2 separate regions of the Homo sapiens genome follow, and region 1 is linked to region 2. A link is a loop called in an ENCODE intact Hi-C map of the cell type or tissue named here. Cell type or tissue: endothelial cell of umbilical vein. All regions are shown on one strand. Links, peaks and the distances in the headings refer to the core of each region. The heading gives the core; the rest is flanking DNA. Region 1 overlaps PLEKHG1 (pleckstrin homology and RhoGEF domain containing G1). Region 2 has its middle 110 kb from the start of PLEKHG1.

The links. Hi-C counts contacts between places; a loop is a spot of excess contacts. Peaks named below come from ENCODE experiments on the same cell type or tissue, not always from the same donor. Only the 100,000 strongest peaks of a DNase experiment are listed, where the experiment ranks them.
Region 1: a loop joins it to region 2, with 4 times the contacts of the local background. A loop is called at or near these places in 3 of 110 quality-filtered maps.

Annotation. Positions count from the first base shown.
Region 1 is chr6:150,665,459-150,670,840 of GRCh38, reverse strand. All of the region lies in intron 2 of PLEKHG1 (pleckstrin homology and RhoGEF domain containing G1), which reads right to left. Among named protein-coding and RNA genes, the nearest start is that of PLEKHG1, 68 kb to the right of the region's middle. In endothelial cell of umbilical vein, for the core only: no CTCF peak of the experiment used is centred there; a DNase peak (open chromatin) is centred at 2,250; H3K27ac peaks cover 686 bases.
Region 2 is chr6:150,490,354-150,495,735 of GRCh38, reverse strand. No RefSeq gene overlaps it. Among named protein-coding and RNA genes, the nearest start is that of PLEKHG1, 110 kb to the left of the region's middle. In endothelial cell of umbilical vein, for the core only: no CTCF peak of the experiment used is centred there; a DNase peak (open chromatin) is centred at 2,565; H3K27ac peaks cover 468 bases.

The DNA of each region.
Region 1 (5,382 bases), core at 62-5,061, 180 kb before region 2:
AGTATATTCATGGGTGATGGGTACCACTAAAGAACTTACTCATATAACAACAACAACAATAATAAAATAACACAGAAAAAGAAGCAACATAAGCGTTAACATTATGTCATTTCCCTCAGCCAAATGGACTATGTGGGGTCAACAACCAACAGACCCTTTAGCTATCTATGTATGCTCATGTGGCCCAGGGTTTCCCCACTCTTCCCAGGATAAATAGGGAACTCCAAAGTTTTGCTGAATGAGCACAAGAATGCAAAAGCATTTTTTATTACCCTTAGTTCTAGGACTGACATGTTGGTACAACTCCAGGGGGCGCCCATGCTCAGATTTGTGACTGGTACTGGTAGCGCATGCTGCGGCTGTGTAGCGTAGGTGGCTGCCCTGCTCAGGGCTTCGATGTTGTCCTTCTGGGTTAGCCTTCCATCTCTGTGCCTTGTTCTTAGGTTTACTCTTTATTACAAACGCAACGTTTATCTTATACATGGCTTTAAAAATATGAACAAATATGAACAAAATAGAACATATTCCTTATAAAGTCAATGAAATAAAGGTCAGTGGAAGGCTATGAAAAGAAAAACCTGTGTAAGTTGATTTTTTATTAGAAAAAAACCCACAATGTTACTGATTTTTGAAAATTGATTCCTCATTGTTTATTTACTTTGAAAACATAAACATATGTGAAAATACTGTATAATCAATATTTTTCTTCTATCAAAATCCATGGGGCTTATGAAGAAAAATAAACAATTATCTCATTGAGGACCAAGGGTAAAAATTAATAAAGCCACTGTTTTCTTTAAACACAAAAATCCCTTAGTTATCCCAGGAATGGTTTGAAAAGGAAATTAGAAATACATTTTAGGATCAAAATCTGGGTTATGGCAATGTCCACATGAAGAGCATTTTTGGTAAGGACCTGATTGAAGTTTAAGAAATCATTCTTGGCCAGGCATGGTGGCTCACGCCTGTAATCCCAGCACTGTGGGAGGCCGAGGTGGGTGGATCGCCTGAGGTCAGGAGTTCGAGACCAGTCTGGCCAACATAGTGAAACCCTGTCTCTACTAAAAATACAAAAAATTAGCTGGGCGTGGTGGCAGGCGCCTGTAATCCCAGCTACTCGGGAGGCTGAGGCAGGAGAAACGTTTGAACCTGGGAGGTGGAGGTTGCAGTGAGGCATGATCGCGCAACTGCACTCCAGCCTGGGCAACAAGAGCAAAACTCCCATCTCAAAAAAAAAAAAAAAAAAAGAATAATTCTTTACACAGCATAGGATGATGCCGAAAGGACTAAATACACAGTTCCAGTAACTTTGACATCGAGTAAGGTATTAAAAGTAATTTAGGCAAAAATTTAACCCCAAAGAACGTCGCGTTATTTTATCCATTAGCTAAAGGGTTAATTCTCCCCACAGACTGAAGCCTTATGGGTTCAAGCTGATGCAATTATAAGGGAGTTAGACATCAAACTAGGTCAGAGAATGACCTCGGTAGGCAATCAAAAACCATCTCAGAAGCCTCTTCAACCCCCCATCTATCCAGGCAAAAGTCATCTTTTCTCCTCACTCCTACTCATTCTGTACAGCAAAAACACATCCCAGCTATCTACAGTGATGTGTCTTCAAGGCTTTCTCCCCTCTCTATTTGAGGGCTAGATCTAAGTCAGGAGCCTCCTTTTGTCTTTCCTGAACCCACAGTGGGGCTGTGCAAATGTTTGAGTTAAAAAATGAACATCAGTGTTTACAGGGATCTTATTTTAGGCTTTCCTCAGAACTAAGTAGGGGAGAAACAAAGAAAAGCCTGCAAAAAAAGGCCCTAGTTAAACTGTTTAAAAATAAATCCAGATTAACAATGGCATGGAGTCATCACTGCAATAAAATGCAAAGATGACGGCCAGATACTTGAGCTACATTGCTCACAATAATTCAGCTGCCATTTTATTTATATTTAAGGTCAAATAAGACAAATCTTGTTTTGTATTACTTTGTACAAAGCAGGGGGACTAGAGAGAATTTTACATTTCATATCATCAGAAGACTAAAATATTTTTCCAGAAACAAATCAAAATTTAAATAAGTGAAACATGAAATTTTTAACCTTTACCATACTCTGCCCTACAAATAATCAACTTATTTTCAGTGATTACACATAAAGCATTCCGGTTTTAAAGTCCTTTGTGCTAGAGTTTCAGGTCCGGCCTGATTAGGAACACTGCGCCCAGCTGAGTGGAATGTGGAACTCCTACTTGGTCATCGGCCAGCAAGACTCCATGGCAACCACTATGTTTCGACAGATCAAAGGAGAGTTGAGCACTCAGGAATTGTCTCAGACTACCCAATAATAGACACTACATTTAATATGAGTACACTTTCTCAAATGGACCATTAAATTTTATTGTAGAAGAACTCAAAATATCATGTACAAAAATTCCAGAAACTTACAAAGGGAACTGTTGGCTCTCCAAGAAAACCATCATTCCTTTTTTTGGAACTGGACTACAGGGAGTTGAAAAATCTTTGAGGGAGCCATAAAGAATCCAATCACTTTTTACTTTGTTTAGATGGTGTTCTAGCTGTTGAAGGCTCCCATGATAATTTTGTGTTCTGTTTTTAGCAGAAGTTACAGGTAGGGCAGCCAATGCTTTATGTCTGCTTTTGGCAAGCACAAGCAACAGTGAGTTTCTCACTTCAGGCTATGTGTGGGCACATGAAACCTTCACTAATTCAAAGAAAGCTTTCACAGCCAACAGCAACCAGTTTAGAAAAACAGCAATGAGACTTTCGGCATCAATCTTCACTTTCATATTCCTGGAAAGACCTATTGCACGTATTTTAGCCGCCCTTGTATACAAGATAATCTTCAAACCTTCTGCTCTGAATTCTTTTTTATACACACATCTTACAAAAAGACAAGAGGCCTTGAACATTTTAATACCTGCTGATGGGCTGGAAAAGCTTTTAAAGGAATAAGTAGCACTCTACCACAAGAAGACAGTATTTTTACTTGTGACTGCTGATGGATTCACTATCCCTTGTAGTTCTAAAGGAGAGTCACCTCTACTTTTCACAGTTTCATTTATTTGCAGACTTCTGAATTCAGCTTTTCTAAAAGTTCTCTAGCAGCATAGAGGGTGTGTGAGGAAAACCGGGTAATATTATTTCCTAGGCAATTTTAATGCAAATTCAATGCAGGAAAATATTCCTGCTTGAATTAATAAAACATTGTTTAGCCAAATCTGTTGCAAATAGGAAAAAGTAGACTGCTATAAATAAAAGTAATAAACCACAGGAGGCTGTCCTTGGATTCTGTACTTCAGACTACTATTTTCCAAGATACCTTATGATCCTAAATTGTAACAAACAGAAGTATGTTCTGCCTTGAACCCCATTTTAGTGTCATATTAAGACAACATAATGCTGTTTAGTACATATATGTTGAAAACACAAGACTTGGCTGAACAGATAATAGAAACAGCCTTTTCAGAGTCAATCCTTAGTCAAAGGCTAAGTATTCACAAAATCATATGTAGAAACTCTTTTTAAAAAAATTATGTCCGCAGCAATATAATATTTAAAAAGACTGGTGAGCAAACATTTTAGGGATGCTAAAAACTTGAAATATTAGTAGTTAGCTAACTAAAGGTGATGCAGACCCAACCCTAATATATGTTTAGACAGGCCCAGTTTTCATGCTATATGATTTAAATAGCTTGGCATCCCTAAGCATTGTACACACACACACAAACACACACACACCCCCTTTTGGAGAAAATTTAAAAATCTTATCAGGCTGGGCGCAGTGGCTCACGCCTGTAATCCCAGCACTTTGGGAGGCCGAGTTGGGTGGATCACGAGGTCAGGAGATCGAGACCATCCTGGCTAACGCGGTGAAACTCCATATACTAAAATATAAAAAAATTAGCCGGGTGTGGTGGTGGGCACCTGTAGTCCCAGCTACTTGGGAGGCTGAGGCAGGAGAATGGTGTGAACCCGGGAGGCGGAGATTGCAGTGAGCCGAGATTGCGCCACTGCACTCCAGCCTGGGCGACAGAGTGAGACTCCATCTCAAAAAAAAAAAAAAAATTATCAATGCAGCTGGTATGATGGCAACTGTATGAAGCTAGAAGGCAAGATATCTTGATTCCAGCTCAGTCTCTGACATGAACTTGCTGTGCACGTTTGATGGTATTGCCAGCTCTCTCCAGACTGCAATTTTCTCATCAATAACATGAGATACTTAGGAGTAGGTCTTTTCTGTGTCTGCAATGAACACCTAGGTACTGCAGAGGTGAGCAAAGGGAGTGGTAGAGACACTGGGCTCATTGGTTATCTGATCCTGCCCCAAGCAGAGAAGATGGAGCAAGCTGGCAAACAGACGCAAGTTAGCAATGAACGGACCAACACAGCCGAAGCAGAGGGAGTGTGGGATGGGGAAGTGACAGGAGCTGCAGCTGGTCAGACCATGGAAACCCTTGAGGGTGGGAGACAGTGTTATCCTGTGGCGAACTCAGTGTAATGAGAGGAAGGCCAAGTTTATGCTTGTTCCTAAACTCTCTTCCCTGGGCGCCATTCCAACCTGAATGCATCAGTTGACTTCAGACAACCACAACTCCATTGGATTGCAGAAAGTGGAACATCTGACCCTTTTAATACATTTTGTCCAGGAAGCTGCATTATATTTATAGAACTTGACTCTTTTCATCCAGAGTACTGCCAGGGTAGAGGAAGGACTCAGAAGAAACCACATATTTCTGTTGCTATGCTTTTGTTTTTTAACAGGAAATTGTTGTCTAAACGAGAGCATTTCCAACGTGGAAAGACATGAGGGGGACATCAGACCACCTACAGGATAACCATTACACAGGAGAGATGGAGGCAAGGCCCCACCCCATCATGGGCAGATGGCTCAGTGAGGCCAAGTTTATACATTATGGATTCCTTTAGCCTTAACTGTGCCTTCCCCTTATGACTGAGCTCCTGTGGGCTTCCCATGCTACCCCAACCAACTCCCCTGGTTGGCCAAATCATAGGGAATAAAGGGACAAATGCCAGAAGCAGCTGGGAATTTTACCACTGATTCTATAGTTGACAGAAACCAGAGCATTTCCCCAAGAACCTGTGCTGATGCAGTAAAGAAACTGAAAAAAAAAAAGTCCCCCTGCTCAGCCTTCATATTAATATTTTTATTTTTATTTTTATTTTTATTTTTATTTTTTGAGATGGAGTCTTGCTCTGTTGCCCAGGCTAGAGTGCAGTGGTACGATCTTGGATCACTGCAACCTCCGCCTCCTGGGTTCAAGCGATTCTCCTGCCTCAGCCTACTGAGTAGCTGGGACTACAGGCACGTGCCACCATGCCCAGCTAATTTTTTGTATTTTTTGTAGAGA
Region 2 (5,382 bases), core at 204-5,203:
TTTTCTGCAACTTTCCAAAATCATAACTATTTTTTAAAGTAAGGAACATCTGCTCAATACTGAAAATTATAGTTTCTTTTAGCAACAGAAATTAGTACAGTATCCTATCATCATTAATGCTCCTGTAAGCTCCTTCCCTGTCACCTGGACTGCCTGACTTGGTAGCGCCTGCTATTTATGCCCCAGCCACTTAACTGCTTAGCAGTTTTCCTTACTGTAAAAGTACAAGAACCCACTTAGCACAGCCCAAACCTTCTTCATGGTGTGCAACAATCTCATGGCATCTCCTACAAGTTTCCTAGTTATCCCAAATTAGCCATTTATCCATAGACAGTGTCAGTTCTCAAGCTTTAATAAGAATCATTGGTAAGCGTGTTAAATACAGATTCCTGGGCAATCACTGTAAACACTGGATTTTGTAAGTCTGTGGTGGAGCACAGGAATCTGTGTTTTTCAACAGATCACTTAGGAGATTCTCATACAAGTGATCCAATGACTGCACTTGGAAATGACTGCACTGCTTTAAGAATAGTGTAAACCTTGGAGCCTATTAGACATGCAGAATCTGGGGCCTTACCTAGGACCTGCTGAATTAGAACCTACATTTTAACAAGATCTCCAGGCGACTCATGTGCCTGTTAAGTTTTGAGAAGCACGTTAATTTTGAAAGAACATCCTCATTGTCTGAAATAACCTGGAAGAGTAAGTAGAGTCTTTCAGTTCCAAAGGTGTTCAGTTCAGTTCTAAAGAATCGCACGGAAGAATCACACAGAAGAAATGCATGGACTACATATTTTAGTAAGAGTTTTATCATTGCTTTCAGGTTTTAATTCAGTTTTACAGTTCTTGTTGAGAAATACCGTATACTAAACCTCATTCTCCAATTTGGTTGCCTTCTCGAGGACATAAGGGTTTCTTGCTGAGCTCTTTTTATCCTCTGTTTTACACAATTATTTTGGGAGGTTGCTGGCTCACCAGGGAAATAATGTGCTATTTTCTATACAATATAATTTTCCTAACTCTACATTTTACATATCGGGTTCATGCCCTCACTAAATTCAAACATTTTATTTGTTTGCTTAAGGCAAGACATTGGGGTCATTCCCCAAACAAGTATCTCATCTGATGAAATCAGGAAGGTGCTTCTGGTGTCAAAGGGAAGTGTCTCATCTCCAGGGAGGGACTCCAACTTTTTGGCCGGGGGAGCAAGAACATCTGTTTCAGTCGTGATCCGTCCTGTTGGCTGAGCTGTCGGTGGGGGTGTTTGGGATGCAGCCCTGGACCTTCATCGGAAGACACTGCTGTGGTCATCAAAGGATATTTGCCATGGAATCCAGGACACACCCATAGGGAATAAATACACAGTTATGAAAAAATGATTACCAATAAAATAGTGACCTAGAAAGGCCCACAAGCTGGCTCAGGCCCTGGCTTTTTCTCCCCTCTTCTATTTTTACTCATTGGAAATAGACAAGAACATTTCAGAAAGAACATCCTCACTGTCTGAAATAATCTGGAAGAATAAGTACAGCAGTTCAGTTCCAAAGGCATTGTGGATACTCCATGTGTATTTTCATCAGCTGGTAACAATTTCTTAAAAACAAGACTTGATATGTGGCATTTTGCTCCTCAAGTCCATTTTAAATTATCTGTCCTCTCACCTAACAGGTTATAGGGAACACCCAGGAGGCCATAGGTATGAGGAGAGGCAGAGGCTACAGTAGCTCAGAGATCAGCCACGTGGAGTTCTGAGGCACTGTATTAGTCTGTTTTCATGCTTCTGATAGAGACATACCCAAGACTGGGCAATTTACAAAAGAAAGTGGTTTATTGGACTTACAGTTCTACATGGTTGGGGAGGCCTCACAATCATGGTGGAAGGCAAGGAGGAGCAAGTCACATCTTACATGGATGGTGGCAGGTGAAAAGAGAGCTTGTGCAGGGGATCTCCCATTTTTAAAACCATCAGATCTCGTGAGACCCATTCACTGTCATGGGAACAGTAGGGGAAAGAAGATGATTGAATCATCTTCTACTGGGTCCCTCCCACAACACATGGGAATTATGGGAGCTACAAGATGAGATTTGGGTGGGGACACAGAACCATACCGTATTAGGCACCTTCTCATGTAGCTTACTTGAGGAGATTCCCTCTCCCCTCTACACACACACCTTCTCCAACCTGATCCCAAATGAAGCCTTTCCATAGCACCATCTATTGCAACTGGTCTGAGACCTTATGAATCGGTGGACCTAACATGCCCAGCTCATGGTCAGGGACTCCTCTTTCCTGGGACCCTTCTCGTTCCCACTGAAATTTATGTATCCAGTTTGAATCTATTTTCTAAACAATATAGCCATTGACCTTTTCTCTTAGGAAAATAACAATTAAAAACACAAAAATCTGCTCAGGCCGAATATAGCCTTCAGGAAATACCCTTAAGCTTTAACCAGTGCACAGCCAGTCACTTGGTGCTTGCTGTAAAGGAATTTATAATGGGAAAACAATGTTCCCCAGGAAACTGGTTTACTTTCAGACACGTTATTAGACAAAGGGAGTAAAGGAGAGTCAGGGAAGTGAGCCAAGAAACCTGTGGGGCCGAGGGCTGCATGGCTGAGTCACTATGTGGGCCTGGTGTGCCAGTCCAGCAAGAGTGGTGCGATTCTCTCACATCTGTGTCTGTCCCGAGCCAGAGACCTGACCTCCAGCAGACATCCTTAGAAGGGCGCCAGTCCAGTCTTCTCATTTCACAGAGGAGGAAGGTAAATTTCGAATCTCAGGGGACTTGCAGGGATCACCCTCGCAGCTAATGATGGTGCTGGAACCCTGTGCCACCAGAGGCACAGAATGTGGGAAGCCATGCAACCACAAGGAGGGAGGATGGAAGGACCTGAGGGGCCAGCAAGAAGGTGGGGCCAGTGAGAAGGCAGGGCCAATGAAAAGGCAGGTCAGTGAGAAGGTGGGGCCAGCAAGAGGGTGGGGCCAGTGAGAGGGCAAGTCCAATGAAAAGGCGGGTCAGTGATAAGGTGGGGCCAGGAAGAGGGTAGGGCCATTGGAAGGGCAGGGCCAATGAAAAGACAGGTCAGTGAGAAGGTGGGGCCCGAGAGAGAGGGTGGGGCAAGAGAGGGGTAGGGCCAGCAGAGGGTGGGACTAGTGATGGGGTGAGAAGAGTGATGGGGCAGGCCAAAGGCTGTATCTCTAATGTAGAAGAACCATTGAATTTTGAACAGGGATGTAAGGTTACTAGCTGTGAAATTTGAGGCACATCACCTAATGTCTCCAGTATTACCTGGAGCAGGCAACATCTTTTCCATCTACTAAACTTGGAACTTCTCAAGGGAAATTATGAGTCTTGGGATGTCATAAATGTCCACATACGAGGTGATTATGGCAGTCAGCCCTTGCATTAGCAGAGGTGAGTCCCATCACGAACCAGCAAGTCATCCTCCTGGTGTCATTTCTTCACCTACATACAATAAGGGTTGGATTAAATGAATTATGAGATCTTTTCCAATTCTAAAAAAAAATTCTGGTCCTGAGGTAAGTTTTCAAAATTTATTTTTAATTATTATACATTTAAAAAGAACAAAACATTTTGCTCTTCAATGGAGAGGAATCAGGCCAGACAGCTGCACAGGAAAAACAGATGTTTAAAAATACATTTTATGGATAAAGTGTATTTTTTTTTTCCTTTTCCTGGTTCCTTTTGACCTGTGGTTTTTTGGTTTGACCCTTGTTGTGAAAACAGAGCTGGATACACACGTATTTCTTAGGCTTCCTAAACTCCTGAAATAGAGCAATGCAGGAACACCTGCTGAGAACGTGGGGAGGGGGCAGGGGGCTGCAACCTTCCACATCCAGGAAGAAACCAGGCTGAGGTCTCTGTTCTGGAGCCATTAGTGACATGACCTCAACTAAACATGTGAAGGACTTTTTCAAACATCACTTATGTCCCCTGACCAAATGTGTCTTGGGGTCTTCAAAGGTTCAGGAGAAGCCTAGGTTAGAGCTCAAGTATTCACATTTGCCCAGGGCTAGCACAGGGTCCATATTATTTCTATTAAGGAGATAGTTTAAGCTCGCTTGGCAAACTGGGTTAATGACTAACTGGGTTAAGTGACTCAGATAAAATCCCCACATCCTGACTTGTGGTTAGACATTTGACTACCTTTATCTCAAAGAGTTTGAATCTTTTTTTTTCTCGTTGAAGGTTTTGTAAAATAAGGTGCGGATATTGCACTATTTTACCCATCTTGGGGATAGTGAAAGAGTCGTGGAGCTACTGTAAGTGGTACATTGAATGAGCTGAATTCAGCATGATGTCAGCCAAAACCTCTGGACCCCAGTGAACTCACTCTGGACCAGTTGCTCTGCCTGCCTCTGGACTGAAACCTGGCCACACCACCTGGGGAGGGGAAGGGAGGAAGGAACTCTGAGCTGCCATATAGTCTCGATGGAGCCTCAGCTGACCCCAGAGAGTTTTGAAGTTGGGATGACCCTTCAGAGATGTCCCCATTTGGCAAGGGGCCCAGGCCTTTGTTCTCCCACATCTGTTGGCCAATGGCTGCTGGCCTCCCCAGGAAGGCAGCATGGCCTCTGGGAGCTGATAGCTGAGGGCTGTCTGCAGGCGGCAGTCCTAGCGGCAGGGCACCAACCCTTCATCCTGCCTCAGGACATCCCAGTGTCCATACAGGGAACTGGAGAAAAAGGGCACAATCCTTAGCTGGTACAGGTGTAACCTGCCATCGGAGACTTCTGGCAGATGTGCAAGTGCAAGCTCGTCTTCAGTGAGGAGCTTTTGGGGTTTCCCAAAAGATCCCTCCAAGGACCTCTGACTGCAGTTCCTTGCACAGACAGTGCTTCTCCGGCCAGCTGCCGTGGCCCCACACAGGCCTGGGATTTTTGTGTGCACTCCTCTGTGGGATCCCTCCCCTCCCAGGTGCTCCTTTAGCATAGGAGCTCCTTAAAGATGACTCATGGCTAGACAATGTCCCCACAGTTCATGTCCTGCTCCTTGGAAAAAGGTACCTTTGTCTCACTCTCGGTGACCAACTATGCTGGTTTTTCCAGGACCGTCCTGGTTTTAGCACAGAAAGTCTCACTTCCCAGGAAACCTTTCAGTCCTGGCAAACCAGGGTGGTGGGTCGCCCTAGAACATATGGACCTGAAACAGCCACACCTCTGCACTTCAGCTGCGGTGTCACACAGGAGGCTTTTCAGGTGTGAATTAAATAGCATTTCTTATGCCCATCAAACTCCAGCGACTTATGGAAAGCCTTCCAAATGGCCAGTGAAGCCCCTCCTCAAGGCTTGCGTGGTAGGGGAAGTGCACAGGCTATGACCCTTGAAGTCAGGGGAAAACAGAACATGAGGGCTGATGC